6 separate regions of the Mus musculus genome follow, and all the other regions are linked to region 1. The links are chromatin loops, found by intact Hi-C in ENCODE. Cell type or tissue: gastrocnemius. All regions are shown on one strand.

What was found. Hi-C counts contacts between places; a loop is a spot of excess contacts. Peaks named below come from ENCODE experiments on the same cell type or tissue, not always from the same donor. Only the 100,000 strongest peaks of a DNase experiment are listed, where the experiment ranks them.
Region 2: a loop joins it to region 1, with 6 times the contacts of the local background. A loop is called at or near these places in 33 of 42 quality-filtered maps.
Region 3: a loop joins it to region 1, with 4 times the contacts of the local background. A loop is called at or near these places in 2 of 42 quality-filtered maps.
Region 4: a loop joins it to region 1, with 4 times the contacts of the local background. A loop is called at or near these places in 27 of 42 quality-filtered maps.
Region 5: it touches region 1 in a loop (2.7-fold over the local background); 21 of 42 quality-filtered maps call a loop at or near these places.
Region 6: it touches region 1 in a loop (4-fold over the local background); 17 of 42 quality-filtered maps call a loop at or near these places.

The regions. Positions count from the first base shown.
Region 1 is chr16:4,313,764-4,317,763 of GRCm38, forward strand. The region is part of intron 3 of Adcy9 (adenylate cyclase 9); the gene reads right to left. Among named protein-coding and RNA genes, the nearest start is that of Gm36359, 31 kb to the left of the region's middle. In gastrocnemius, a CTCF peak has its summit at 2,495 (motif pointing right); a DNase peak (open chromatin) is centred at 2,504; H3K27ac peaks cover 4,000 bases.
Region 2 is chr16:4,538,350-4,542,349 of GRCm38, forward strand. It overlaps a transcript of Srl not described here. Among named protein-coding and RNA genes, the nearest start is that of Srl, 17 kb to the left of the region's middle. In gastrocnemius, CTCF peaks have their summits at 179 and 2,201 (motif pointing left); a DNase peak (open chromatin) is centred at 3,616; H3K4me3 peaks cover 1,082 bases; H3K27ac peaks cover 2,294 bases.
Region 3 is chr16:4,395,427-4,399,426 of GRCm38, forward strand. All of the region lies in intron 2 of Adcy9 (adenylate cyclase 9), which reads right to left. Among named protein-coding and RNA genes, the nearest start is that of Adcy9, 23 kb to the right of the region's middle. In gastrocnemius, no CTCF peak of the experiment used is centred here; no DNase peak of the experiment used is centred here; H3K4me3 peaks cover 1,284 bases; H3K27ac peaks cover 4,000 bases.
Region 4 is chr16:4,473,185-4,477,184 of GRCm38, forward strand. It overlaps a transcript of Srl not described here. Among named protein-coding and RNA genes, the nearest start is that of Srl, 48 kb to the right of the region's middle. In gastrocnemius, no CTCF peak of the experiment used is centred here; a DNase peak (open chromatin) is centred at 2,069; H3K4me3 peaks cover 1,305 bases; H3K27ac peaks cover 2,892 bases.
Region 5 is chr16:4,604,823-4,608,822 of GRCm38, forward strand. Glis2 (GLIS family zinc finger 2) reads left to right here. Exons shown (of 7, transcript NM_031184.3): 2 at 3,776-3,996. The coding sequence starts at 3,825. Among named protein-coding and RNA genes, the nearest start is that of Glis2, 12 kb to the left of the region's middle. In gastrocnemius, a CTCF peak has its summit at 1,995 (motif pointing left); DNase peaks (open chromatin) are centred at 902, 2,039, 2,802, 3,189 and 1 more place; H3K4me3 peaks cover 427 bases; H3K27ac peaks cover 2,653 bases.
Region 6 is chr16:4,417,414-4,421,413 of GRCm38, forward strand. Adcy9 (adenylate cyclase 9) reads right to left here and starts at 3,085. Exons shown (of 11, transcript NM_009624.3): 1 at 2,363-3,085; 2 at 440-2,175. The coding sequence starts at 2,132. In gastrocnemius, a CTCF peak has its summit at 2,458; DNase peaks (open chromatin) are centred at 1,364, 2,202 and 3,087; H3K4me3 peaks cover 3,695 bases; H3K27ac peaks cover 4,000 bases.

The DNA of each region.
Region 1 (4,000 bases):
CATGCTTTCTGAAAAAGTCAGGCATGGTGGTGAATCTGTAATCCCAGAATTTGAGAGGCAGAGTCAGGAGGATTATCACAAACTCAAAGCCAGCCCAATTCACACAATTACATAATGAGTTTTAGTACAGCCAGCAAGGGATATCCACTGCCAAAAATCAAACAAGAATAAAAATCAGATACAAAAGCTCCATGCTCCATCTGAGAAGTTGTGAAGGTAGTTCTAGAGAAAGAAGAGAGTGGTGGCTGCTGGGAGGGGAACAGTGACTGCTAACAGCTACTGCCTGTGCTGCAGACTTGTATGTCCCTCTCTCAGCAGGATTCCTACAGTGATGCGGACAGGTGGGAGGGCCTTTAGCAGGTAATCAAGTAACAAGGCCCTGCTCTGATGAGAGAGATCACTGCCCTTATAAAAGGGAGCCAATCAATTCCCTGGCACTCCCATTCCATGAGAAAAGGCCATGTATCTATGAACCAGCATCACATCTTCACTGGATATCACATGCATTGGTTTTCAGAACACTAAGCAATAACTTGTTTTCCAGAATTACATTTATTTTGAATTATGTTTCTGTGCTTCTATATGGGTATCTGCACATGAGAGTGGTACCTGAGGAAGCCAGCTGTGATCTACCCAATTGGAGTGCTAGGAATTAAATCCAGGTCCTCTGCAAGAACAATATGAGTCATCTCTCCAGCATGGGGACAACTTCCTACTGTGGGCACCCTCCAGTTGATGGAGTTTTGTGACATCAGTTAACTGGAGGAAGACAGCTCTCTCTCTCTCTCTCTCTCTCTCTTTCTCTCTCTCTCTCTTTCAAGGGCTCATGAAAACATTCTGCAGTAACATGATGATGGTTATATACCTTGAAAATACACTTTAAACTTATATGATTAAAAGGTTGTCTCTGTGTTATATGGGTCACATCTCATGGTGACAAGCGAGTGGCTCAGTAGACACTATGCTAACCTGAGGGTGATGAGCTCTCTCTGCTGGGCAGCTGGGCTGAAAACTAGGTATCTGTCCTGGCAGACCCAGAATCCCAAGCTTGTAGGAATTAGCTTACCTAGGAAGGCAAAGGTAGGACAAGTATAGACAGGTGTACATGGAGGAAGGCTCAGCTCAGTTACACACTGACCCCCTGACATGTGTAAGATGGAAGTGAAAACTTTTCTTGGAGAGATGCTTTAAGGATTAAATGGAGTGCATATGTGCACAGTCTAATGGTTCCTGGGACTCACCATATTCCGAACAGTCACTGCTACTGTCAGTGGGACACAGCAGCCCCAGGGATGGCGTAGTAATGGCTGATTGCCAGCGAAGAGGATTTCTTCTCAGTGAGAACTATTAAACACTAGGATTAATTATGGAAGACTAGATATTGTTGAGAAATTAAAAACAGCCTAAAGGCAAGAGTATGACCCAAGTTCACATCCAAATTTAGGTCACAGGTCACCACTGCATTAAATGAAAGCACAAAGATTCTAGAGTTCTATAGTTTGGGAATCTGACATAACGCAGATTATGAATATATCCATATTCACTTCAAAGATGGATGTACACATGCCAAAGTAGCTATTATTTATTAACTAGCACATGTGAACAAATACTACCTCCCATGTAAAATCTGTTTATATCCTTTAAGTTTCAATTTTGTGTGACATGTGTGCGTTTGTGTGTGTGCTGGGCTGGGGAGCACACAGAAGTCAGAGGAAAGCTTCCTGGAGTTAGTTTTCTCCTTCTATTTTTAAGTGGGCTCTGGGGATCAAATTCAAGCTGTGTGGCAAGCACTTTCCCCAGGGATCATCTCCAGTGTTGTCCTTACACTATCAAACTGACGTCAGCAAGACAGAACTGCTCCATTGGTAAGTTAATGCAATCATTCCTTTTTGAAATGCTATCTCATAACTCAGGTTAGTCTTGAACTTACATATCAAAGAACCATTTTGACTCTCCTCTTTCTACCTACCAACTGTTGGGTTTGTGTCCATATACCACCACATCAGCTATAGTGAAATAATTTTAAAACATCTTGTGCTATTGACTGAGTTAAAGTTCAAACATTTGCTAATGGAGAGAGTTATGAGTCAGTATTCCACACACAGCATGAGGACTCTAGTCCCATCCCCTGAACCCATAGGTGTCATTGTTTGTTTGTTTTGTTGATGTTTTAAAGCCAGGTATGGCTGTGAGCACCTGTTATCCCAGCACTGGGTCCCTGGGCCTTGCTGGCCAGCTCATCTAGATAAGGGATCTCCAGGTTCAGGAGAGACTGACTGTGTCTCAGCAAGATGGAGAGGAACTGATGGAGATACCTGTATTTGACCTCTGACTACACACATGAACACACACGTGCACACATATCACCCAAGATCAAGCACAAAGTGACTCTCTGAGCCCCAAGTGGAGCAATGAAGGAAATGGGCCCAAGAGATACCTAGTTTTAACTAGAGCTGTTCAGAAGGTGGCGCTGAGTCCCTGCTCCAGTACTGGTGCAGTGCCTAGCTTGCTCCTCCAGAGGGCACACTGAACACTTCACTAACCAAGAGACTGACTAGGAAAGGACACAGCTTAGTGGGGACAGGCTGACCTTATGGTTTGAAAGACATTAACTTTATCAAACCCCTAGAAGCCACTGATCTTGATACAGGAGGATGAAACAGTACAAAGCTATTATTTCACTGGCCACTTTTAAACATCGAGACTGGAGAAGAGCCACAGTGCCACCAGCCTGACATCGTGGTCCTGGTTCTTCCACAAGTGAGTAGTCTACTTAAAGGTCTTACAGGGCAAAATGAAGATGTTCATGTAAAGTATGTCAGAATATTTCAAAAGTAGTATTTATTTATTTATTTATTTATTTATTTATTTATTTATTTTTAAGACATGGTCTCAGGGCTGCAGAGATGGCTCAGTGACAGAGCACTCAATCATGACGACAGGAGTTCAGACCCCAAAACTAATATCAGGAGGCTCACAATACCTGCAATTCCAGCTCTGAGGAATCTGACACATTTTTTTGGCCTCCATGCACACCCCCATACAAGTGTGCACAGACACACACACAATTGAAATAAAATATTACGTTTTAACACAGGGCCTCACTATATAGCCCTGGGTGTCCTCAAACTCATCACACAGTCTTTAAAGTTACAATCATCCTGCTTCCGAACCCTGAGTGCTGGGATTACAGACACGTGCCACCACACATGGCTTCAAAGCAGTTTTGTTTTGTGTGCCAGCTCAGAGGGAACTGGTTGATTAGTGCTATGTGCCATGGGCAAAAGGCTGGACAGTGGGGGCATGGTGGACAGTAAGAACACGGTGGTGAAGGGCAGCTGCTCACTAGGCCTTCTTAGCTGGGCCGCACCAGGGGCACCTAGACTTGGGCGAATCACTGAACTCTATAACGGGGCTCTTTGCTAGTCTCTTTCTTTCTCAGCCACACTCTTTTGGGAAGACTTTCTTGATTAGAATTTTACAACAATTGAAATTTCAAATTTTTCAGAAAAGAAAAAAATCTACCTTCCCTGGGAGAGACACTCTCCTGTCTCCACATCCTATTTCGTCTGGGGCCCCCATGTAGCATGAGGCCTTTGCTGTACAATGCTGTGTATTTTGCTTCTTTCTCTACAGCCCCAATGGCAATTTGGTTTTGACAATTTCTATGGCCTAACCTCAATCTGAAGTCTTTGCTGAATGACACATCTATGAAACCTTCTCCACTTACCAAGAATGTACATCTCCCCCCGCCCCTCTGCAGCTATTGGCATCTTCATCATTACCAAGAACCTCCAACTTAGACTATACCCTTCCCTATACACCTTGGGAGCCACAGCTCACTGTGGAGCAAGGCCAGCAGGCATGTGACAGTAAGTTCACTGTCAAAATGACAACAGCTATGATGAGTTAGAGGTGTTTCTGTGCTACTGACACAGAGGCAGCGTGCAGTCTTGTCATGCACAAGCTCAGGGAGACTTTGGTCACATGGAGACTCTGG
Region 2 (4,000 bases), 220 kb after region 1:
TACCATAATGGACTGGAGAGATGGCTCAGACGTTAAGAGCACTGACTGCTCTTCCAGAGGTCCTGAGTTCAAATCCCAACAATTACATGGTGGCTCACAACCATCTGTAATGAGATCTGACGCCCTCTTCTGGTGTGTCTGAAGACAGCTACAGTGTACTTACATATAATAAATAAATAAATAAATCTTTTTTTAAAAAGTGTCATACTATGCCAGAAAAGCATAAACGTAGTTGCTAATAATTCATTAAATATAGTAAGAATGCAACAAACAGCAGAAGAGAAACAGGAAGAAACACAAAAGGAAAGTCTAGGAGGGAAAAAAAGACTATATATTTAAGACCTAACACATGCATAACTTATTAACCACATGCCCAATTCAGTTTCCTTAAACTAAGAACACATGCTCAGAAGAAATAAAATTATTTCTGTTATTGAGATTCAGCAAGAATTTTCTCGAGAATCATCATAAAGGCAACAAGGTGTGACGCAATGATCCTTCACAACATTCTTAGAGCAAAAAGAATACATTTCCCAAGAAGTGAGAAAGTATTGCTCCTAATAGAGACTCAAAATAGGACCAATGAGGGAACCAGGGACCAAGAATAACCAGCCCTGATCTCAAACAATCACCAAAGAGGTCATCAACGAAGCACAAGACAAACCTGAATTGTCACATACTCATGGGTAAGATGGAAAACTGACCCAATCCATTTAAGGGACAGGGTCTTTAAAAAATGAAATTACAATAGCTATAAATTAGAATCGATCTAGATGTCCATCTCTAGATAAATAAATTATGGAATACTCATACAAAGCATTAACTGGTGCTGGCAGGCAGGTACATGGCCAGTCTGGCTGCTTGTTGTTTGGCCAGGACAGGCTAAGAAACAGCAGGATAGGCACAGAGCTGCACCTCAGTAACCATGCCCACCATAGAGTGTTCAAGCAAAGTCTAGGATAGTGAACATGGTGGAGCTATTTAAGGACAAGAGGGTGTGCTCTGGAGTTGCTGGGACATTTAGCTGGGACTGTTCTAAGACTCACTTTCCTGGGTTTGTGGAGCAAGCCGAGGCTCTGAGAGCTAAGGGTATGTAGATACTGACATATCTGAGTGTTCAATATGTCTTTGTGACCAAAAAGTTTGATCAAACCCACAAAGCTGAATGGAAAACTCTTGGCTGATACCACTGGGGCCTTTGGGAAGACAGATTTATTACTAAGTGATTCTTTGGTTTCCCTCTTTGGGAATCGCTGGCTCACAAGGTTTTCTGTGGTGATGGAGGAGAGCCAAAAGCTGGATGACACAGGCCTAGCCTGTAGTCTGGTCCCCAACCTCTCGAAGCTTAGAGGCTGTGGTCAGATGAAAGCTCCCTGTCCTTCCTGCCTGCCCTACTCACCCCTGCACCAAGAAACCAGCACAGGGCTGGAGGGATGGCTCAGTGAGTAAGCACCAACTGCTCTTCCCAAGTTCCAGAATTCAAATCCCAGCAACCACATGGTGGCTCACAACCATCCGTAACGAGATCTGATGCCCTCTTCTGGAGTGTCTGAAGACAGCTACAGTGTACTTACATATAATCAATAAATAAATCTTAAAAAGAAAGAAAGAAAGAAAGAAAGAAAGAAAGAAAGAAAGAAAGAAAGAAAGGAAGGAAGAAAGGAAGAAAGGAAGAAAGAAGGAAAGAAAGAAGGAAAGAAAGAAAGAAAGAAAGAAAGAAAGAAAGAAAGAAAGAAAGAAAGAAAGAAAGAAACCCAGCACTGCCTCAGCTGGGACCTCTTTAACCATATTTCTGGAATAAGCTGTCTGGTTCATGAAAAAACTACGTAACATACTGCTGATACATATGCATAAGCTGATACATATGCATGAGCTGATACATATGCATGAGCTGATACATATGCACGACGCACCGGAACACCCTGCAATCCCAACGCTTGGGTACAGAGGAGGATCAGGAAGTCACAGTAAGTAACTAAAGTGACCCTCAGTAATACGGGGAGCCAAGGCCAGCCTGAAATGTATGAATGACCCTTTCTCAAAAAAACTCGATTAAATAAAAGAGGGCACTGAAGAAATGGCTCAGCAATTACATGTCTCTGCTCTTCTGGAGGACCAGAGTTTGGTTCCCAACTCTGTCCGGCAGTTCACAACAACCTGTAGCTCTAGCTCATGGGGATCTGACGCCCTCTTCTGGCCTCCTCAGGTCCTTCACTCATGTACAAAGACACAAACACACAATTAAGATTTTTTTTTTAAAAAAATTCCATCAGGGCTAGTAAGACATCTCAGTGGGTAAAAGCGCCTGCTGGCAAGTCTGACGATCTGGGTTCCAATCTGGGTTCCATTCCCGGGACCACACAGGATAGAACTGACTCCAGAAAAGTTGTCCTTTGATCTGCACAATGAATGCAGTTTTACAAAAACTGGATTTAATCAACTTCATTTGATTAACTGGATTTTATTAAAACAAAGTAACACTCGCCAGGGGGGAGCGGCACATATCTTTAATCCCAGCCTTCAGCAGGCAGAGACAGGTGGACTAAGTTAGAGGTTTCTGTTCTACAGAGTGAGTTCCAAGATAGCCAGAGCTACAAAGAGAGATTGATTGATTGATCAAAAATGATAGATAGATAGATAGATAGATAAACATTTATCTTATTTCATTTGATTTCTTAGCACAGGGTCTCATGTATTCCATGCTGGTCTGAAACTTAGATATGGCTGAGGATAGCATTTTAACTCCTGACCCTTCTGCTTCCACCTAAGTGTTCAGACTATAGGTGTGTACACATATAATAAACTCACAAACAAAAAAGATAAAACAGGAGCTGCAGGGGTCGTTCAGCAATTAAGATCAGAGGTCTAGGCACGGTTCAGTTCTCAGCACCCAACGAGGGCTCACAACTATCTTAAAACCTTCAGTTCCAAGGGACCCGACACCCTCTTTTGGACTGCAGGCACCACACATGCACATGCTCATACATGTAGGCAAACTCATACACAGAGAATAAAAATAAGCAAATCTCTAAAAACTACATAATGAAACCTAAAAGTGAAATTAAAAAGTATAAACAGATTTTCTTTTTTAAGTGGAAACGGATAGGGGTATAACTTGCCTAATAGTCTAGCCCGACACAAAAAAAATACAGGTCCATCGTCCTTGCACATAAGAATATATTGCAAACTTATTCCCATCTTTCGCTCTGCCTGCATTAGCAGCGCGTGGCTTGGGGCTCAGCAGGAACAATGAAGGAGCCTAAGGTACCCAGCATACACCCTGAGGTGACAATGTTCCAGACATAATTAAGTGTAGTACGTAAATGTCACCTATTTTTCGGCTGTTTTATGGCGTCCTCTGGAACACTGTAAAGTCCCACGTGCTGAGGCGTACCGGCACGACCATCCGACCGACGAAAAGTGGCCTCGAACCGCCGGGCACCCGGAGCTCAAGCTCCGCAGCCTGTGGGCGGGGCCGGACGCGCCTATGGGCGGGAACTCCACCAGACGCCCCAAAGCGCCGGGAGGTGTGCACGCTGAGAAGGCGTGGCTAATCCCGGAAGGGGCGTGAACGCGCCAAGGGTTTCCACAGCCTTCTCAAGAGACCGCCTACCACCGCTGGGCGCCAGCGATTTTCCTGAGAAGGAATATTTTCCTTGGCTCCACCCCAAGCCCCGCCTCTGGACCATGGGACAAGAGCAGAGACCGGAAGGAGGCAGAGCCTCGGTCCCGCCAGAAACAGCCTAGGCCCATAGCTCCCTCTGTTGATGCTCTGGGAAGTTGCATTGGAGCTAGTCCTGCCGACCACCTCACACCTAAGGAAGATTACGCATAAACTGCCTAAAGACATAATACTCAGATGGCTACCCATTGTACGACTATTTACATAACATTTTGCAAAAACCAGAACTATAACAGAAACATACCAGGGAAACAACAGAGGCTGGGGGAACACTGAGAAGGTTGCTACTCAATAAAACCAGAACTACACACAATCAAG
Region 3 (4,000 bases), 82 kb after region 1:
TACAATAGAAGCAATTTAAGCACATGCTTTCAGAATCAGGGTAGTCCGCCCCAGACCTCTAACCTAAGTTCTTGGCATGCTCCCACACCGATCTTAAACTCCCAAACCCTTTCCCACAGCCCAACAAATGACCAACCAAAGCTTGTTTTTCCTTTTGTGTCTCATCTAACCCCTGTCTTAATTCACAATCTTAATTTTCAATCAGATGCTTAATAATAATATAAAAAGAACCTGCCCTCAGAGATGAGGGCTACTGGGGAATGAAGCAAGGGGACCTTCGTCTCTGCAGCTTCTTTCTTTTCTTTCTTTATTCTGTTTTTTGGTTAAGGAAAACATCTCCAAGTTCATAAAAACAAGGAGCTAAAATTAGACAGAAGAGCTGAGCCTTGACTCACGGTAGGGAAACATTATTTTTAAACTAAGGAGTATTTATAGGAGAGAGCTTTATGAAGAAGGAAAAGCAAGCTTACGTATGTGCATGGTGTGACCTGGGAGGGAATAAATTGGGGACAACCCTCGAGGAGCACTTATGCTAACGTTCCTGGAACTGCAGGCATCTTGCCTGTGTCTTTACTCATGGAACATAGATTAGAAATAGGAATGATAAACTCCACTTTATGTACAGAAAAGACTACACCAGTAGTCTGGACCACAGTCCAGCTGCCCGCTCCTATGTTCTCCTCAGGCCCGAGAGAGGACCCTGACACGAAAGAGCTGGCCCCATGGGAGGTACTCATTCCCAAGAACAAGTGACACTTCTCGGTGATCCAGGCCAAAGTTGAAGAATTATGCTTGTTACATTTTCTGAAAAGACAAATTGGCACTGAAACTGAAGGCACTTTGCAGTGACTGTTAAAGGGATAAATCTCTCACCACGTTAGAGCACATTCCCCTTGACATTCAGCAGTGCTCACAACCTTCCTGACAAGCTCCCCAAGACAGCAGGTGAGGGGTGTGTGCAAGGCAGAGAGGGGAGGCTGAAAGCTCAAAGGAGGCAGGGAGGATGGTGTGTTGCTCTGGGGCTATGCACAGTGGAGAGGGGGAGGGGAAGAAGAATCCCATGTCTACTGCTTTGAAGACAGTTGGCAGCATCCTGTGTGCTACAGGACAAGGAAGGGCCCCACTTAATCCCGAGGTTCCAAGGAATTCTGAGAAGGAAGCAACAGCTTCATCCCAGGCAGCATCTGAAGACAAAGGACCTAGACACTTCTGAAGACACATCAAGACCTGCAAAGAGCCCAGTGGCTGGTGGAGGGGTCAGGGCCCACCGAATAATGACTCTACTTAATGGAGGTTTCGTTCTCAGTACCAGTGTAGCATTCAGGTTAAATCCATGTCCACAAATGTCTCTAAAACACACATCATACCAAGAAGTAGCAGACTCCTCTCTATCAGTGTAAGATTCTAGTGAAAAGTCATGTTTCAAAACGTGACCAGGAGATGAGGGGGGAAATTTAAGATTCCAGTTCCAGGGCTGGTGAGATGGCTCAGCAGTTCAGAGCACTGACTACTCTTCCAGAGGTCCTGAGTTCCATTCCCAGCAACCACATGGTGGCTCATAACCATCTAAAATGAGATCTGGCGCCCTCTTCTGATGTGTCTGAAGAAAGTGACATTGTACTCACACACATAAATTAAATAAATCTTAAGCCTTCCACTCAGGGAAAGAACAAGTGGGGCCAGAGCAAGAAAAAAAAATTCCAGTTCCAACATGGTGATACAAGGATAGTTCCAACATGGTGATATGAGGATAGGGACCCCATCCTGTCCCTACTCACAACAGATGTCAGTTCAGCAAGAGTGCAGCATAGTGTGTCCATGGCTAATCACTGGCCCACACTGGGACTGCCCTGTAATAGCCGTCCGTATCTGTGCATCTTGTTCCTGCCCTATTGCCTGCAGGAACTCATCAGCTGACGCAGATGACCAAGGCTCCTTCTGGGACTATTTTCTGTACTTCTAAGATGCATGACCAACCCCTTCATCAGCATGACCACACTGACTGCACACTGAAGTAATCTTCTCCAATGTGGATCACAGTATGTCTATGCCATGTGACCATGAGTAAAGTACAGTTAGCAAGCCCATCTCTGGAGAAACCCCTCTCTTTGTTCTCCCTAGTCAACATGTTCTCCCTACCACATCCCTGCCTTAGGAAAGGGGCCTACCACACTGTGGAGTCTGCCTGCCGATATCCATCAGCAGATTCCCTTCATCTGCACTCCATTGATCTAAAACCATCTTACGTGATCTGCAACTGCATACACATTTACACACCCTTGTAAAAAAGTTTTATTTTACATGTCTTGTATACCTTCTCTCTTAAGGAGAACGAAGAGAAGAGCTTGGCTCAGGAAGACATGCAAGTTCTCTGCTTGAGATAAGGTGTGCTGACTGACTTCCTGGAGGCGAATGACATAGCTCTCTGCTCTGTAAGCAGACATATTGCTACCAGACACCCGGATCTGGAACGAGGGCCCTGGCAGTAGGTAGGAGTATTCTCGACACTGGAAAAGTACATACTATTCTCCAAGGTAACTTGATATATTGGCGCCTTTGCTTACAGATGGTCTCATGGTTACCCAGATCAGGTCTCCTAAATAATACAAGTCTGAGCACAGAAATGAAGGCACTGAATCTGCTAACCTGTGACCTGACCTCAAATCAAGATCACTGTCTCTCCCAAAAGACTACAGTGGCACCATCCATCTCAGACTCATCTATATAAATCATTATTTCTTTTGTGGGAAGGGTGATTAGAGACAGGGTCTCAACTGTGTAGTCCTGGCTTTCCTGAAACTCAGTATGTAAAACAGGTTAGCCTTGAGATCCCAGAGAGGCTCCTGCCTCAGTCACCTACGCACTGGGATTACAGATGTGCACCACCAGTCTCCACTTGCTTTGTCCCAGTGTGTTAATGTGTCTAATGAGCTGTTAACTTCACTCTGGTATTCAGATTTAACTTTACTCTGGCTGTATTTAAATAAAACTCATAAACCATACAACTCACTCCCTTAAGTACAAAATTCAATGATCCTTACTACAGCTACCAGCTGCCACATAAGCATTTTGGTTTCAGATCTCTCTTTTTCTCTCTCCCTTCCTATTCTCCCCAACCCCCCCCCCAAACACCATCAAGATTCTGTAGCCAAGGTTGGCTTTGAACTCTTTTGAAGAGCCAAAGAGACCTCTTCCTGGGATGGTCTTCAGAATACTGCTCATCATCCTAAGAAGAAAACCCTGTTTCCACTAAGCAAGCATCCCCCCTTTCTCCCAAACCATCCATCTGCCTCTAGTTCTATGATTCCTCTATTCTGGGCATTTCTTATCAGTGGCCTCTGCCTAGCATCTTTCACTCAGCACATGTCCACGGCTCATCTATCTTGTATATGAGTGTGTGTCATTCACGTTGATAACTGAATGATATTCAACCATGTGGACAGTGCACACTTTGTCTATCCATCTACCCACTGGCAGACATTAGCTGACACTTTGGCACTGTCATGAACATCTGTGCACCAGTTTTTGCATGATTGTGTCTTCAGTGCTTCTGGGTGCATGCCTTAGTGCAGAATTGTTGGGATATACTGTAACTCTGTATCTGCCCTCAGGAGTTGCCACACTGCTGTACATAACAGCTACACAATCTTATAATCTCCACCAGAGGAGTCAAGCAGTCTAGGAGATCCTGAGACAGTGGCCTATATCTATAGCAGGCACTCAAAACCTATGTTCAACCAATGGATTTCACAATTGTGGCTTTTTAAAAAAATCAAGTGTTGTTAGTTATTATGCATGTATAAAATTATCAAAACAACAAAAAATTCAAGTTAAAAAACATCATCACTAGAAGTAATAATGCATGCCTGTTTTCTAAGCCCATGGAAGCAGAAGCCAAAAGATTGCCATGTCTACACAGTGAATGTCAGACCACCAAGCAAGACTGTCCCAAATACAACATGATAAAACAAAACAGCAAAATGAAGCCTGACTACACACT
Region 4 (4,000 bases), 160 kb after region 1:
AGAAAAGCAAAAGTCCTTTGGTGAGCGCTGCCATGTAATGTGGCTCTTTTGTTCTCCACAGACCTGCCCGGGAAGCCACACTTGAAGTCTCTGCCTCCTAGAGCTCGGTGAGCTAACCCTGACCCTGGTGGACCCTGACACACACTGCTCTGAATTCAGATCCCTGTCACAGGGCTTGTTCCAAACAGAATCGAATTAATTTTATTTCCTGATGAGGATGTCTGAAGGAGAGGGTGCCTCACACATGGTAATCAAGTGCTCTGCCTACATTCCAAGGCGATGACTGTTTGATTTGTTTTTGGTTTACCTACTTATTTTGAAACAGGGTCTCTATGTAGTCCAGCTGTCTTGGAACTCGCTATATATACTAGGCTGACCTCAAATTCACAAAACTCAGCCTGATTCTGCCTTCTCTTTCTTTAATTCTACTACTAAAGGCATGGGCTACCACAGCCAGTGCTGGCTTCTTGAGGAAACTACTACAGAATCTCTTATGTCCTTTCAGATCCTAAAATTGATGATTTGGGGAACAGCTCAAAGAATTCCAATGTAACCACAGTATTACCCCTGTATATATATCATATTATGGTATCCACAGTATTACCCCTGTATATTATATTACGGTATCCACAGTATTACCCCTGTATATATACATCATATTACGGTATCCACAGTATTGCCCCTGTATATATATATATATATATATTATAGTATCCTATAGCTGCCATTTCCATCTCACTGGGGGCAGGAGGAGCGGTGATTCCCCTCATACTGAAGTGGAGGAAAATAGCAGAGCTTCATTGTCTTTTGATTTGTTTTGGTTTTTTGAGATAAGAGCTTCTCTGTCCTGGAACCCTGTCTTAGTCAGGGTTTCTATTTCTGCACAAACCTCATGGCCACGAAAGGGTTTATTCGGCTTACTCTTCCACACTGCTGTTCATCACCAAAGGAAGTCAGGACTGGGAGTCAAGCAGGTCAGAAAGCAGGAGCTGATGCAGAGGCCATGGAGGGATGTTCATTACTGGCTTGCTTCCCCTGGCTTTTTTTTTTTTCAAAGATTTATTTATTCATTATATGTAAGTACACTGTAGCTGTCTTCAGACACTACAGAAGAGGGCGTCAGATCCTGTTACGGATGGTTGTGAGCCACCATGTGGTTGCTGGGATTTGAACTCCTGACCTTCGGAAGAGCAGTCGGGTGCTCTTACCCACTGAGCCATCTCACCAGCCCTCAGCCTGCTTTCTTATAGAACCAAGACTACCACACCAGACTCCAGACTGTGTCAACTCAAGTTGACACAAAACTAGCCAGTACAAACCCGATCTGTAGACCAGGCTGGCCAGAACTCACAAAGATCCACCTGCCTCTCAAGTGCTGGGATTAAAGACATGCGCCACCACTTTAGGCTAAAGCTTTGTGGCTAATGACAGAGGAGGTCAGCTTAAATTTCAAGCTCCTAGGATCATCTCTTAAAATCCTCACTTCCTGTTTTAGCTGGGGGCTGGCCCAGGAGAAAATAGCCCTCTAAAAACAGCAAGCACCAAATTCTCTAGGATGTACTGTCCACAGCATATAACTCTGAGCAAGTTCAAGGCCTCCTGGGTCCTAAATCAGAATTTTGCAGATCCTCTCAGGGCTTCAAAGTTGTCAGTTCCACAGCTTCCGAAGGGCAGAGCCTCAGCAACACCGGCCTTCAGGACACAGCCTTGTCCCCTGGGTAACTCGGCTGGCTTCAGGCTCCTAGACGTCCTCTGGCTGGAGGGTGAGGGGGACTGCTTGGAAGGGCCAGGTGCATCGGCCTCTTTAGCCTCACCGCTTGGTCTCCGGAGCTGCAAGGCGGCTGGCGCTGAGGTAATGGCGTGCAACTACCTCACGTCCCACTAGATCTCGGATACAAGACAGAGCTCGGACTCGGACACGAAGGAGTTGAGGGGACTTTGAGCCTCGAAAAGATCTTGGGACCGGCTGCCCAGTCACCGCCCACTCGAGACTCAGTGTAGACTCAGGAAGCACCGCGAGGTTCCACGTCTGCGCATGCGCTGTGCCAGCACGACAGCACCGAGAGATGGCCGCTAGGGAGCGCGACGGAGCAGTGCGGTCGTGCGCATGCGCACCAAGACTGCTGCCTTGTGAACTGCTTCCTGTGCCTGAGACCCAGCTTGCAACCCTCTCTGTGGCTGGTGCCTGTAGGGCCACGGCCAGTGGCTGCACCGTAGGTGGTGACCCCCACCTCAGGAAGACAAATTTGAGTGAATGAAAAGCCTGGCTTGAGAGACGTTCAGTGAGGAGCTCCACTCCCCCCACTTTCAGGACCCGGGTTCAGAACTGGCCTCACTTTCCTCATTAAGATCAGGAGCCGAACTGGGGAAGAAGGCCAAGGCCAGGCACAGCCACAGGGTTTCCGGTAGTGATAGAGGAACCAGATTTGGCCACAGACAGGATGCCAGTTGCAACCCATGCATTCCAGAAGTGCATCTCTCCACCTGTGGCCTTGCGGAATGGGGAGGTGGAGGACCAACAGCAGTCCCATGTCCTCACAGGGCCGCAGGGGCAGAAACACATCACAACATCGCATCCTTGCTTTCACAAACACTGCCAGGTGTTAACTGGCTTCGTGAGGTGGAATATGCCAAAATGTCACAGAAACCAGAGACGGGGCGTGGACTGGGCTTTTTTAGTGCCTATGTGGATGCAAGGTCCAACCAGGTCTTACAGACAGGGCCAGGCTGATAGACTAAGCTTCTCCAGGTCCTTAGCTCTTAGGAATGGGACAGAGTTAAGGGAAGACAGCAGGCCCAGGGGCAGGCAGGAAACTCCTGCTGGATCTTCAGTTTCTTCATGCTGTCCTCTGCCCAGGAACTTTAAGTGGCCTAGACTCCCTGGACTTTTTCATCTGCCCTATCCATCACCCCCGCCACACAAGCGTTCGTCTCCCCCAGGACCCCGTCCTACACTCATGTCCAGCCTTCAGTGTAGCTGAAGTTGCACTCCCTCCCTAAGTCTGACCTCCTTTTCTGGTATTCTAGGGAAGAGTCCTGACTCTATGGAAATACCCTTTTCAACAAAGGTAATACATTACTGTTCAAACAAAAATTTAATGATTTCAGTTCATTGGTTCTTTACAAATGAGAAAAAGGAAAACTACTGGGGGCCTGCAGCAGGAAAACCACTTTAATCCAGGCATTCCAGACCATCCTGGCGACATAGCAAGACCGCATCTCAAAACAAGTGGGTAAGAAAATCTTCTGTACTGGTGATAATATGATTTGGAAAACATCGTCTTATTCCTGGGGTCTTTCCTGATCACTGCCCCTCCTATGCCTTGAATCCCCACTACACAGTTACTTCCCGAGGTCAGAAATGATACCCTGTAAATCTGAAAAGTTCCAAATATTTTGAAATAGTACTGAGAAAGTCACTAGCACTAGAATTAATGGAAATATAACAGATATTTTCATACTCTTCACAAAATCATCTTTTGTTGGTTTGGGTTTCTGTTTTGTGATGTTTTTGTTGTTGTTGTTGTTGTTGTATTTTTCTTATGTGCTGTTTTTTTGTTTGGTTGGTTGGTTTTTGGTTTTTCGAGACAGGGTTCCCCTGGCTGTCCTGGAACTCACTCTGTAGACCAGGCTGGCCTCGAACTCAGAAATCCACCTGCCTCTGCCTCCCAAGTGCTGGGATTAAAGGCGTGCGCCACCATGCCCGGCATTTATGTGCTGTCTTGTGTTTGTTTTTGAGGTAGTCTCAAACTATAGCCTCCTGAGTGCTGGGCTTACAGACACAAGCCACCACACCAAGTTCACAATCACCTTTATTAGTGTTTGAGAAATGCGTACTATGAACTCTGGGGTAATGCTCCAGATGAGCACACATCAGCTACAGTAGTTAGACCTAGGGGTACATACCTGTAATCCTACCCCATGGGAAGCTGAGACAGGGGGACGGACCATGCATTTGAGGACAGACTAGGCTACATAGCAAGTTCAAGGTCATCTTGGG
Region 5 (4,000 bases), 290 kb after region 1:
ATAAACCCTCTGAGTGGGGAGGCAGTAACCAACCTAAGTCAAGTCCAGGGGCACAGGTGGGGCCGATAATCCCTTGTTTGTTACAGATGAACTCTGTGACCCAGGGCAGGTCACTCTCCCGAGCCTCAGTTTCTGCATCTATAAAGTGGGATGAAGTGGCACCTGGTGTGACAGGTGCTGCTATGATGGACTATCAGCCTCTGGCTGGTGCAGTCACTGACATAGACAGCATGGTGGTCTTGCCACCCATGATTACAACCCAGGGCAGACACTTCCCCCTAGACTTCAGTTTCCTGGTGCTAAAGTGATGTTCCAGTTGGAGACACTCTTAGATCAGGGCCTGGCTACTGTCAGGTGAAAGGAGACCAGGAATTCAGTTTTAAGTGTGTGTGTGTGTGTGTGTGTAACTGTGAAGCTAGCCTTGAATTACTGATCTAATTGCCTCCATCTCCCAAGTGAGCATGACTGACTGTGTGGAGAGGTGCATCTTGGGTCACTGTCCCCAAGTTCTAGGCTGGTTTTGCCATAACTAACTAAATGTGCAGTTTCCAGACTACCCCTGGTGAAATGGGGGTGTTCACCATATTAGTGATACATACGGCTGTGGGTTGGGGGGCAGTTCACCTTTGCTGAGGTCCTTGTTGAAGGTAGCCCTCCCTCTGGAAGGGAAGAAAGGACTTCACCCCAGCGGGAATTTGGTCCCCTTCTCTTAGCTTGGTGTCTTTGAAGCTTAGTTTCCCCAAGAGGGAGGGATGGTGGTCTATATTGGTCTATAGGGGGCCTGGTGCCCTGCAGGAGCTGCAGCTGGGGACCGTCTGCGCAGGGTCTGCAGTGGGCGCACAATAGCAGTCATTGTCTTGGCATGGCTGGCTGGAGGCGCCCAGCCCACCCTCAGGGTGACCCCCGCTCGGGTTGTGGGAGGGCTGTCTCCACCCCTGCCACCCCGGTGGTCTCTGCTCTTCCTCCCTTACTGCTGCTTCCTCCAGCTCCCTCTGCTCTAATTAGTTCCTTTTGCAGCTGGAAGAGCCTCCAGGGCTGGCCCAGCACCCTTTGGGGTTGCTGCTGCGGGTTCCCTTCATGGCCCTTGCAGGTGGGTGTGTCTCGGGACACACCTAGCCTACCAGGAGTGAGTGCTACAAAGCATGGCCTTTGGTCCCTGATCGCAGCCCTGCAGCCCAGGGTGAGAGTCACTCAGCCATCTGACCAGTAGGAAAACAGGCACAGGTGGTTTCTCCGGCAAGTCTTTCAGGCGGGTGGACTCCCTACCCCTGGGTATTGTACCCATGAGAGAGGGTGGTATCCCGTCCCTTTGGACCAGTAAGTTCCGGAGACCCACTGGTTCCAGATATCCTGAACTATAAGGGCAAGCTGCTGCTGGACCTTGGCTAAGGAGGTGATGGCTTCACTTTTCCCAGGATCATGGCCTGCCATTGTCCTTGTTCCAGGCATTTAAGTCTGGCTGGAGAGCTGAGCTGCAGAGTCAGTTAGAAGAATGGGGGACCTGCCTTTCTCCTCCCCCTTTCATCTAGCTCTAGGACAAAACCAAGCTGAAGCCAGATAGGCTGCTGCTGGCTGGGAGTAGGAGTGAAGAGGTCTTTGAGGTTGGCCATGGTCAAAGCATGAGTGGGGTCATAGGCCATCTGCTCCCTTGGGGTGGAGGATCAGAAAACTAGCAGGACTCGTTGCGACATCTCCTTCCTCCTTTCTTAGGAGGAGTGCAGAGCCTGGGCTGGATCCTGGCTTCCAAGAATGATCCCTACCTCCCTGGACAGAACCAAGGGACAGGAAGTGAAAGGGTATCCCTGGAGACTGGATCTGCTGATGGTGGGGGTGGGGCAGTCATTGGCGTCTCCTTTCCTGCTCTGGGTGCTGGCCTCCTCACCCAGGGAGATGGACCCTAGGTGAATGCTGTGCTGTTCCCTGGAGGTCCTCAGAACCAGATGACAGATCAGAGGCTCCTCCTAGGCTCCCTCTGGTGGGAGGACATGAGACAGGAGCAGGTGCCAAAGGCTACTGCTTGGTTGGCACTGTGACTGAGAGCCAGTGCTTGACTCTCTAGCTCAGGCACCCTGCCAGGGGTCTTTTCTCCATGGTGGGTGGTGGGGGCAGAGAAACCTGTGGCTTTGGGCCAGACGAGGGACCAGGCCACCAGCCCTTCCTGGCTCCTGAATTCTTAATCAGCATAAATATTTACTTCCTTCCTCCCCTTCCAGGCTCCCAGCATAGAGGAGCTTCAGGGAGGTTAGACTGAGACTGCGTCTAAAAATAAACAGGTAGAGACAGACAGACAGATTTAACGGGCTACAGGTCAGGCAGAGGGCAGCCTTTGCCTAGACAGGAATGGATGAGAAGGTCTAAGGCCATCACCATCACCTACCCACCTACATGGGTCTGGGACTCCCAAGAGGGTGGTGCTCTGGTCACCAGGGTATGATACAGTGAGTCTCTGGTCCAAGCGTTGTCTGAGCAGTAACAAGTGCATCTGACAGCCTCAGTGGGGACAAGTTACAGACCTGAATCTCACAGTAAACAGGTTTCCTGTGCTCTGATGATGCAGCCCTGTGTGCCCAGATTCCATGTAGCCACATGTAGTGGGAGCTGGAGATACATCCTTACAAGCAGGATTGCATTGCAGGCCAAGGAAGGGTGCACACTGTGTACTGGGGAATGCCGCTGAAGCTTGGAGTTTGAGGGCATAAGAGGGAAGCAAGGGACGACCAGGTAGGAGAAGCTGCCCTAGAGCCTTGGCCTGGAGAACAGATGGGAGGAACACAGTGAGTGACTGTCCTCTCTGCCATCTCCGCCCCATGTAAGGGCACAAGGTCTTACAAGCCCCCGAGGACACACTCAGCTGCTCCAGGTATTTTTCAGGTTTTTCCTTCCATGCCCACTTTGTATTAAATACAGTAGTAGAGTCTTTTAGTGTGGGTGTTCAGTAAAAAGATTTTTGCAGTGTGACAGTCTACACGAACAAAGGCCAGAGAAACAAGTGGGAGGTCTCTCGAGGGCGGAAGGTGAGGTGTTTGGTGTGGAAGGGCTGGCCTTGTGCTGTGAAGACCCCGCAGTTGCATGAGAGGAGGAGAGTCGCAGTATGAAATTTTAAGAATGTTACCACTAGCTTTTTCTACCTACTGTCCTTTTCTGGTCCTGCAGAACAGGTCTGGCCACAGTCCTCAGCTGCCCCCTGGTGGCAGCCAAAGCTCACTGGCCCTGGTTTTTGTCACAGCCTCTTTTACCTGGGAGGTTCAGTCCTTGTTCTTGCAGAGCCTTGCCTGGGACCAGCCCTCAGGCTGCTTTCCTTGGAGGTGATAGTCCCCTGCCCTGACCGGGCATTTCTGGCACGCTTAGTGGGTGCTTAACTGGTCACCAAGGACTACTGCTTGCATCTTGGAGGATTTTTGCTGCTCCTGGCCTCCTTTTAGGTCTCCGGATTCAGACTGGCAGGCCTCCTAAGCGTAACTTCCCATCTATCAGAAGCAACAGTTGGGGCTTAGCCAGCTAGTTTCTGGGAGATGTAGCTTCAAGTCTGGCCATTCTGCCAGACTGTGAGTTCTGCGTGATTGGGGGCAGTCTCTAACACTCCCATGATTAAATGGAGACTATAAACTTGGCCTATCCCAAAAGGCTAGTAGGGAGTGGCAGTGGAATGTAATTTGACTCTCCAGGATGCCAGTAAGCCAGGCCATTTAGGCTGTCCTCTCTACTCCTCTGCTCCCAGAAGTTTCAATGGGTATAGCTGAAAGAGAAACCTAAGGCTACACGACCTCTCCTGCAGGTTCCTGCCTCAAGACCAGTTGGGTACATCTTTGACACGCCCTCCCACCATGCACTCCTTGGACGAGCCCCTCGACCTAAAGCTGAGCATCACCAAGCTCCGAGCGGCAAGAGAGAAGAGAGAAAGGACACTGGGTGTGGTCCGGCATCATGCTTTGCATCGAGAGCTGGGCCTGGTGGACGATAGCCCCGCCCCTGGCTCCCCAGGCTCTCCACCACCAGGTAC
Region 6 (4,000 bases), 100 kb after region 1:
AAAAGGAGTTTGGGGTTAACAGTTTTGTCAAAAGAGATAGGGAAACATCTACACGGAGTTTAAGGGCAATTTCTTTAAGTGCTAAAAAGTTGTAACTTTCAAAGGTCTCTGATACCCACACACACTCACTTGGCTTTCCACCAGAATTTCAGAGACATCGAAGCCAACAGGCAGGGTGTGAGTTTTCAAAGTTCTCCCTCCTTTAAGGTCTCATCTAGGTCAGCCCTATCTCCGTGTTCATGTCTGCACTGTGACTAGGTCTATAACATCTGACTCACTAGAAAAACAAAAGGCACACTGATTCCCCACAGTCAGGTGTACCGAGACAGCCAACTGCCTCCAGACACTATCGCTCGCTGCAAAGAGGTTTTTCAATTATTGTTAATACCATGGAAGGCAAACAGGATGGGGAAGGGAGAAGACAAAGAAAAGCACGTACCTTTCAACTGGTCAGCCACCACACTCTGCCCAAGGCGCTCAATAACTCTCCCATCTTCCATTTCATACCTGTCGTCTAAGTATTTTGCAGTGGCCTCAGATATGTGAACTTTGCCAGCCACTCCCAGCTGCTCCATGAGATTAGCCAAGTTCACATCGTTGGACCACACATCAAATTTAAACCTCCTCATGCCCAGGATGCCACACAGGACAGTCCCCGTGTGAACCCCAACACGCATGTTCACCATCTCTTTCTTCTCCTGGCAGAACTGCTCGATGGCTTTTATCATGCCTAAGCCCATTTCAATGCAGCAGTAGGCATGGTCTGCCCGGGGCTCCGGACACCCTGCCACACAGTAATAACAGTCCCCCAGAGTGCTGATCTTCTCACACTTGGTCTGCTCACACAGGCGGTCAAAGCGACCGAACAGGTCATTGAGTAGGCCTACCAAGGCATGCGCAGATTTGTTGGCGCTCATCTTGGTGAAACCCACAATGTCTGCAAATAAAATACTGACTTCTTCAATCTGCTGCATCTTAAAGGGGCGGAATGCTATCGGTGCCTTCTGTATGGAGGACTTCTTCTTCCTGTTCTTGGGACTGGAGGTGGCATGCCTCTTGACGGAATTCTCACTCTCCTCGTCCCCTTGTTTCATTAAGTCGTCGGCTATGATTCTTGGCATCACTGAATGAATCATCCTCTCTTTCAGGGCTTTCTCTACTTCCAGATCTTTGCCGTGCATAATGGATTGTCCCACCTTGAGAAAGGTGCTCCTGGACCTCACCTGAGACATGACAAACAGATGGATCCCGATAGCGTGAATGCACACGTGAAGCAGGGCTCTGCTCAGCAGCTCCCAGTGCAGGGCCCCAGGGCCCGGAGAAGGGTAGCAGTCTTCGTTTCGGAAGTGGTAGCCGAAGGTCTCAAAAAGGACAGAATAGACCACCCCCAAAAACAAGCTCAGGTACAGAGGTAACTGCATGACTGTGTAGAGCAAAAGGAGCACTTCGATGCATATGGAGAAGCTTCCTACTTGAGATAAGCAAGTGTCCGCCGGAGTGGCCGTGAGAGTATGATTGGAGCTGTCAACACGTCCTGACAGAGGTGTCCAAACCTGAAACTGCGCAGCCAGGGTCAGGGCGAACACCAGCAGGGTGAGAGCCAGCGAGGTCCACGCATAATGCCGGGCGTACAGCTTGGTGAAAGTAAACAGGAAAAAGCCCACACACACCACCAGGAAGCACAGAGCTGGGACCACCATGACAATCACTTTGGATTTCATGTGGACAGCGAAATAGATGCTCCAGAGAAGGCAGGCGAAGCCCACATAAAAGAGTGCGTACCGGAAGCGGCGCTGGGTCTGCGGAAAGCAGCGCTCCAGGCAGGCCTCCTCCAGGTTCATGGAGTCGAATTTGGGGTCCCACCACCGGCTGGAGGCCCTCTCAAAAAGCTGGGGCAGCTTCTTCTGTCTGCGCAGGCGACCCCCGCCGCCAACCCTCCGGGGAAGGCCCCCTGAGTCTCCCGAGCTGCTACAGCTGGAGGAGATGCTGTACTTGCAGTGCTTCGGGTGGGTGTTGGAGGACAGCTGCTTAGGGTTGATCTTGACCCTCACGCTGTTGCTGTCTCCGCTTGAGTCGCAGCTCACCTCGGTGCTATGGTGATGCAGCAGCTGCTGGTGGGGTGAGGAAGCCATGTTGCCGAGCTCTTGGAACCTTTCCCGACCAGGTCAGGGGCACCTGCAGGCAAAACCAGCAGAATTAGAGCGGCCTGACTACACACACTCCCGGAGGGCCACGCGACCTGTGCTTGTCGCGAGTGCGAGCTCTGGCGAGCCACTTGGGAAGGCACCACCATATGTTCACCAAAACTGCCCATAACGGCGCATAAAAGCGCCAAGGCGAGCGAGAACCGCACGGGCCGTACCTGGTGCTCCCAGGGTTCTCGTGCCGCGGCCGCGCTGAGTCTTGGGTCCCCGGCAGCGCTGCGCTGCGCTCCCCTCGGGCGCCGTCGCCCGCTGGTGGCCTCTCCCCGTGCAACTCCAACTGCAGCTCCAGAGGGAAGTTCAGACCTTGAGCGCTCGGGGCACCGGGAGCAGCTTTCGCAAAAACAACTCGGGAGGCGAGCAGCGCTTCATCCTGCCGCAGCAGCGCCCGGTGCGTCAAAGCGCGCGGGCCAACCTGCGGCTCCTGCCGCGTTCCGTCCCCTTGCGGCTAAGCACCAGCGGGCTACCCTGCCCCGCGCCCCTGCTCGCGAGCTTGAGGAGCCCGAGGGCCGCCCGTCCGAGCGGCCGGTCTAGCAGGGCCTGCTGCCCGCAGCCGAACGCACCCCGGCCCAGAGCCGAGCTCGGGGCACTGCGCGGGCCCCTCCACAGACCGCCGTGCGGGCTGCCGCAGAGCCTGACTCCCGCGACGCCGGCTGGCCAGCACGCCGGTCGTCCGCACGCCGCGCCCACGCCCCAGGGGCCCTGCCTGAGCTACAGATGCCGCTGCGGCTGCGCCCGCCGCCCGCTCTCCCGCAGCCGCTGCCTCAGGTCGGAAGAGTAGCAGCCGCAGCCGCCGCCACCACCATCTCCGGCCCCCTCCTCCTCCCCCTCCCGCTGTCACTGACAGACGCGCGCCCGCGCCGCCCCTCTCCTCTGCCGCAGCGCGCACGCGCGGCCCGCGCACGTCACCGCCGGGTCCGGGACACGCGCACCAGCAGCGCGCCACCCCGCCTAGGAGCGCGCGCCCGGCTCGGGGCTGCAGCGGGGCGGGGCCGGGCGGACGCGCTCTGGGCGCCGCCCTCCGCCCTGGGCTGCTCCGAGCCTGGGCCGCCTGCTGTGGGCACCAGGCCTCCGCCTTCTTCCGAGGCCTTGGCTGCCTTTGACTACTTGCCCCGCAGCCTGGCCCCCAAGTCCGCACAGGAAGCATCTAAGCGCAGTTTACCTTTTGGATACATCGAAGTTTTCAGTCCCTGGCTTTGCTCGATTGTGACCTCCCTCCCATTCTGCCAGCAATGTAGGAGTGTTCCCAGTGGTGCTAGGCCCCTCTGAACTTGCTGGGGGATGGAAATGATCATCACCAGCCAAGCCACTTCTGATAGCTTCTAAAGTCGAGCACCACTGAGGACCACCTTTGCCAACCCCCTGGGGAAGTTATCTTCCCGACTTTGAAGATCTTTCATTCTTCACATGAACAACTGTTTTTCCCTCTCCACAAGGAAAACGTTCAAAGAAATCAGCTTCCCATTAATAAGTTCTACATTGGTCTGTGTAAACTCTGGCCTGAATAAACACAATTCTATATTCTCTGGTCGCACCCTGGCTGCCACACCGTACAGTGTTTTTCTGCAACCACAGGGGACTAACTGACCCTTCCTTCCCACAGCTCTCGGGGCCCATCCCAGGCATCCACAGTCACTGTGGAATTCAGGAATAGGAAGGTAAAATATAGACTATCTATACAACCGAATATTATTCGACTATAAAAATGAAGTACACTTGCTACAACCTCTGAAACACACTGGGTAAAAGAAACCAAACACAAGAGGCCACATATTGTATGATTGTATTAATGTGAAATG